Regions from separate parts of the Homo sapiens genome. Here region 2 is linked to region 1. The links are chromatin contacts, found by Hi-C or POLR2A ChIA-PET in ENCODE. All regions are on one chromosome and are shown on one strand. The core of a region is the stretch at or near the end of the contact, and the rest is flanking DNA. Distances in the headings are between cores, read along the strand shown.

Region 1 (2,700 bases), core at 47-2,546:
CACTGCATCACTACACTCCAGCCTGGGCAACAGAGCAAGACCCTGACAAAGGGACGAGGAGGGGAGGGGAGAGGGAGGGGATGGGGGAGGGGAGGGAGGGAGTGGGGAGGGGGAGAGAAAGGAAGGAAGGAAGAAGGGGGGAAGGGAGGGAGGGAAGGGAGGGAGGAAGGAAGGAAAGAAGAAGGAAAAGAAAGAAGGAAAGAAAAAGGAAGGAAAGGGGAGGGGAGGAGAGGGGAGGGGAGGGGAGGGGAGGGGAGGGGAGGGGAGGGGAGGGGAGGGCAGGGCAGGGCAGGGCAGGGCAGGGCAGGGCAGGGCAGGGCAGGGCCGGGCAGGGGAAACTGGGGAGCCCCCGTGAGGCCGGCCCAGGGCCGGGCAGGGGAAACTGGGGAGCCCCCGTGAGGCCGGCCCCAGCTCTTCACAGCCCTGGGACTGGGTTTTCCGGCTCAGCTGTGTCATTTGCTGAGTGGCCGCTGCTTCCAGCTTCTGACCTGCGGTTGCTGCCTCCTTCCCCCGACAAGTCCTTGTGCCCCCAGAGCCACTGACTGGTGGGAAGAGATGCCACGTTCCTGCCCTTGGGGCCACCTCAGCCCACTGGACTGTGTGTGCTCGGCCACCTGTGGGGGAGGGGCTCAAAGAGTGGCCTCAGCCAGCGTGGTCCTGGCAGCGCGTCTTGGGGCTTCAGGCCTGGGGAGTCGGAGCCACTCAGCTCCTTGAGTCCCCCAGAGGGGCCCAGAGCAGTGACCCAACAGCAAGTGAGTGGTGGAGTCAGTGTGAACTTGGTTCAAACTGGAAACAGGTCGCCCTCACGGACAGTGTTTGGTGGGAGGAAGACAGCTCTGGCCAGCATGGCCAGCATGGTGCTGAGGGCGCTGTGGGGCCCAGCAGACAGGAATCACGAGGGCGTCAGAGCCTGGGTGACCAGGCCCAGCCCTGCCACGGTGCCCCCAGATCACCCAGTGCCCTCCTGGTCCAGCCGCCCAGGGGGCTGAGCAGCCACTTCCTGTGCCCCCCACGGCCTGTCCAGAACCGGGACTGTACAGCCACCCACACAGGGACCGTGTCTCAGAGGCCCGGGAGGGTGGCCTCAGGGCTGGAGGGATGCTCACTCGGGTGGCCTCAGGGCTTTCGGACCCACGGGGGACATTGCATTACCAGGTTCACATGCGCTTTGGCCGGCCACCCCATGCCCTGCGTGCAGCCGCGTTTAGCCAAGGGTGCGCCGCAGGTCGCGTTCCTGAGCCGTGGCTGCCCCCTGGTGGAAGATGCCCAGGGCCCGGCCTGCCCAGCTCCATGCAGCCCCTCCAGGAGCCCTGTGCCAGGCTGCAGGCCCAGGACTCAGAGGTGGATCCACCCGAGGGAGCTCCTCTAAATGGCCCGGCTCACACCTTCCTCGGGCAGGCACAGGTCTCACTGGTTGGGGGGAATAGTTGCGTCAGCCATTCCTGGGGCAGTGGAAGGTCTGGGGGCCACTCCCAGGGCTGCGGGACAGGCTCAGCATTGTGGCCAGAATCAAAGAGGCCCGGAAGCACCCTGCCCGGGACAGAGAGCCAAGATCCTGGAACAGGGCCAGGCGCAGTGGCTCACACCTGCAATCCTACCACTTTGGGAGGCTGAGGCAGGCAGATCACCTGAGATCAGGAGTTCGATACCAGCCTGGCCAACATGGCGAAACCCCATCTCTACTAAAAATACAAAACAGCTGGGCATGGTGGCAGGCGCCTGTAATCCCAGCTACTCAAGAGACTGAGGCAGGAGAATCGCTTGAACCCGGGAGGTGGATGTTGCAGTGAGCCGAGATCGTGCCACTGCACCTCAGCCTGGGTGACAGGGCGAGAGTCTGTCCCCCCAAAGAAAAAACCCACAAGGGGCTGAGCTGCCACCCCTGCGGGGGTCCAGGAGATGCCAGGCCAGGCTGGGGGAAGCTGAGAGCAGCCCACCTCCCCCAAGCCCTGCAGGCTTGGGCTCAGCACCGTGTGGACCTGACGGGAGTTTCCCATGATTCTGGGCTCAAAATGCTGGGTGCCTGGGAGAGGGTGGGGGGCGGTGGGACATACCAGCTTGGATGAGAGCCCTGGGCCCCAGGCGTGCACCTGTGTCCTGCTACAAAGACGGGCAGTGGGGCGGAAGCAGCCACGGGCTGAGACACTGGATGTGTGCAAGTGTGTACGTAGGTGCCTGTGTGCTGTGTATATCAGTGAGGGTGAAATGGGTATTTTCTTCCTGTTCCCCAGGGAGTGGGGGGCCCCGAGGAAATTCGGGTCATGCCGGAGATGAAGAAGCTACACTGTCACGGACGTCCGGGTGGGTCGCGTGTCTGAGACCCCACACAGGAAGGAGCTGGAAGCCTTGGGTGAGGAGGCTACAGCTCCAGGAGCTCCTGCCTGTGCCTGCCTGCCTGGAACGCTCAGAGGCATCCCCCAGCCCTGCAGGGGCCCCTTCCACTGTCCCTCCTCAGCTGGCACCCTTGTGGGAAGGTGTGGAGAGCTGCCACCTCGGCCCCAGGGAGGGAATTCTTTACGCTTTTTTTTTTTTTTCCAGATGGCGTCTCACTCTGTCGCCCAGGCTGGAGTGCAATGGCGCAATCTCGGCTCACGGCAACCTCCAACTCTCGGGTTCAAGCGATTTTCCTGCCTCAGCCTCTTGAGTAGCTGGGATTACGGGCATGTGCCACCACACCCAGCTTATTTTTGTATTTTTAGT
Region 2 (2,769 bases), core at 152-2,651, 79 kb before region 1:
CACCCAGCCGTGTGTGACACGCGTGGGGACAGAGGCCGGGGCGGCTGCGGGAGGGCGTGCGGGGAGGTCAGGGCGCCCCGGCGTGTATGCGCCCACGTGCGCGCCTGTGCGTGTGCCAACAGTGCAGCCACATCGGAGCGCGTGTGCTCCGAGTGTGATGGCCGCGTGGGCCGGTGCAGGGTGTGTGTGGGGATGGGGGTGTCTGATTGGTGCTGTGACCTGCGGCAGCACAGCCGCCTGCGTTGAGTGCCCACGGTGGGCTGGACATTGCACTAGGTGCTGACAGGACCGGCAGAGGTGGCCACTGCCCTCGTCCCCAGCCTGCACTCCTGGGCGAAGGCTGACGCTGAACAGGTACTTGTAAGAGTCGCCGAAGTGCGTGCCGGGAGGGTTCTGGGAAGAGGCAGCTGTGGGGCCTGAAGCCTAAATGTGGGGTGGGAGGCATCCAGGCTGCGGCTCCAGGCAGAGGGCACAGCCCGGCTGTGAGCCACCACGCCTGGCCCCAAGGGCCTTCCTGTGTGTCCAATTCTGGGCTCAGAAGCAGGGGGTCACCCTGCAGAATATCTAAGAAGGCTGAGGCTGTGTGGGCACATGGACCCAGCAGGGAACAAGACTTGCCCATTGTTCTGACAGACTCGAAGATGGATCTGGCCCTGGTCCCTGCTTTCCCTCTGACCCCAGGCCCACCCGGCAAGAATGGCTGAAGTCACATAGCAGCCTGGCCCTGGCCCCTCTGAGCCTGTGGAGAGCCCTAGTTGTCTGTGATTGGGGAGGGGGGATCAAGAGACCCAACTGCATTGCCTGCCCTCCTTCCCAGGCTTCCAGTCCTCCCAGTGGATCCCACCTCTGCACCTTTGCCCAGGCTGTGCTGAGACCTGGAAGGCCCCTTCTCTCCCTACTCCATCTTGACAAAGCCTTCCTGCTTCAGCTCAGAGGCACCTCTTCCAGGAAGTTGGCCCTGATGGCCCCAGTGGAAGGGAAGTTCCTTTCAACTGAGTGGGGAGGCGCCCCACCCTAGCAGCCCCTCCCAGACCCCAAGCAGCCTTGGGGCTCCCCAGGCACTCGCCTGGCAGAACGGAAGCAGGGGTGGCGGCTGAGGTCTGCCACCCTCGCTGAGCGCCCTGCAGCCCCTGTGGTTGCAGTTTTACTTGTTTTGAAAGCCCCATTAATGATCAGAAGTTTGGGAAAGGGGGCCTGGCTGGGCTAGACTGGGGGGACATGGAGCCCCAGGGACCAGCCAGGCCCCTTTCTGACCAGACCTCTAATCTGATGTGATGGCACCACTGGTGGGTGGGACACAGCTGTCCCCAGAATGTACCTGGGGGAGGAATGACTTCACCTCCCCTGCCGGGTGAGTCACCTTCTGGGGGGTGGGGGGGCGGTGGATGGAAGAGGTCAGGCTGCCTCATTCCCCTAAGACACTGCTGGGCCTGCTTCCCCTTTTGAGGGCAGAGAAACGTCCCTCCCTCAGCTTGGAAGAGGAAGGGGCCAGATGCGCTGTCCTGTGCACCTTCCAAAACACCCCCTGACCTCCAGCACCCGGGGACTGCATTTACCTTTGTTCCCATTTGTCAGATGGAGAGGTCGAGGCCTCGGGAGGAGCCGGGCTTCCTCCCCACCCCACTTCTTGCTCCTCTGCTCTCCCCGATGCCCACTTAGCCCCCACTCCCACCCCGCTCCACACACAGGGACATATGAACATTAATGGGGACTCCCCAAGCCCTGGCAGGGCCCCCACAGCTGTATCCATGGGTCTGTCCGACCCCTGGGTCCAGCCACACCTCTGCCCCCGGGGCCCCACCAGCTCTGTGGGGAGGCGATGCCAGCTGCAGGCGGGGACAGCGTCGGGGCCAGGGCAGAAGGCCCCAAGCCTCTGAGTCAGCCGGGCAGGAAGGAGGCCAGCAGCCTCTGCCCGCAGCCTGTTCCGTCACGACCCCCCCGCCCCACCCCAGAGTCTCAGCTTCCTCGTTCAGAAGAGGGGCCTATGCCGTCCTATGAGAAGTGGGTGGGCACATGGTGGGTGCTCAGGGAGGACCACAGCCACCCAGACGGGGGTCAGGCCACGTGACGGTGAGGGCCCTCCATCCTCCCGCCATCCCCATCACTGTCCACACCCCCCAGGCAGCTGCTCTGCTGACTCAGGACCGTCCAAGGCCAAGGTGGGGTCACAGCCCTGCCAGCCGCCCCCAAGGCCAGGGTAGCCCCCAGCCAGGCTTAGAGTAAGGGGGTCTCTGCAGGCCCATTCAGCACGTCAGCACTCTTCTGGAGGGGGCAGCGACGGGGGAGGGCAAGGCACCCCCCCATAGAGAGGCACTTTTCACAGTGTGTCGTCTCCTTGGAGCAGAGTGGGGGGTGCAGAGGCACCAGGAGGGGGACCTGGAGCCCTGGGGTCGGGGGAAGCAGGGTCAGGCCAGAGCAGGAACTTGCAAGGGGCGCGGCCAGGGCAGTGCCAGGCCAAGGGTGTAAGCCCCAGGGAAGGGGTGGGGGCTCATGGTGAAGAGGAAGTGAGCCGCCCCGGGGCTGCCAGGAGGGTGAGGGGAGGGAATCCCCGCAGAGGCTGCAGCACCCGTCCCCTACTCAGTCACCCTCAAAGGCTGGATTTGAGGAAGGAAAAGCACCGCAGAGCTGCTGTATTTAAAAAACAAGCGTCTGGATCTCTGCAGGGGCTGGGACCAGCTGCAGTGGGGGCTCCGGCACTGCTCCTGCTCTCCAGGACTCTTCCCACCACCCCTGAGCGGGGTCGGGGCCTGGGGCCACATCACAGGAGAG

The links. A loop is a pair of places that touch in the nucleus more often than their neighbours do. ChIA-PET counts read pairs that join two places held with the same protein, here RNA polymerase II (POLR2A). Pooled maps may share reads with other maps.
Region 2: a loop to region 1 is called in a pooled map, with 2.7 times the contacts of the local background. The contact joins two enhancer-like sites. A Hi-C loop is called at or near these places in 5 of 50 pooled maps. POLR2A ChIA-PET finds 5 or more read pairs at or near these places in 9 of 52 experiments (B cell, GM12878, K562 and 5 more).

Annotation. Positions count from the first base shown.
Region 1 is chr7:2,450,132-2,452,831 of GRCh38, reverse strand. No RefSeq gene overlaps it. Among named protein-coding and RNA genes, the nearest start is that of GRIFIN, 25 kb to the left of the region's middle. RefSeq lists a silencer at 279-358 and enhancers at 287-940, 941-1,596. Within about 2 kb of position 1,296, at least 7 of the 41 ENCODE cell types and tissues checked have a DNase peak (open chromatin) inside an H3K27ac peak, as active enhancers do.
Region 2 is chr7:2,529,008-2,531,776 of GRCh38, reverse strand. It overlaps a transcript of LFNG not described here. Among named protein-coding and RNA genes, the nearest start is that of MIR4648, 3.3 kb to the right of the region's middle. RefSeq lists enhancers at 1-484, 879-1,028, 1,460-2,433, 2,434-2,769 and silencers at 1,749-1,848, 2,369-2,428. Within about 2 kb of position 1,401, at least 23 of the 41 ENCODE cell types and tissues checked have a DNase peak (open chromatin) inside an H3K27ac peak, as active enhancers do.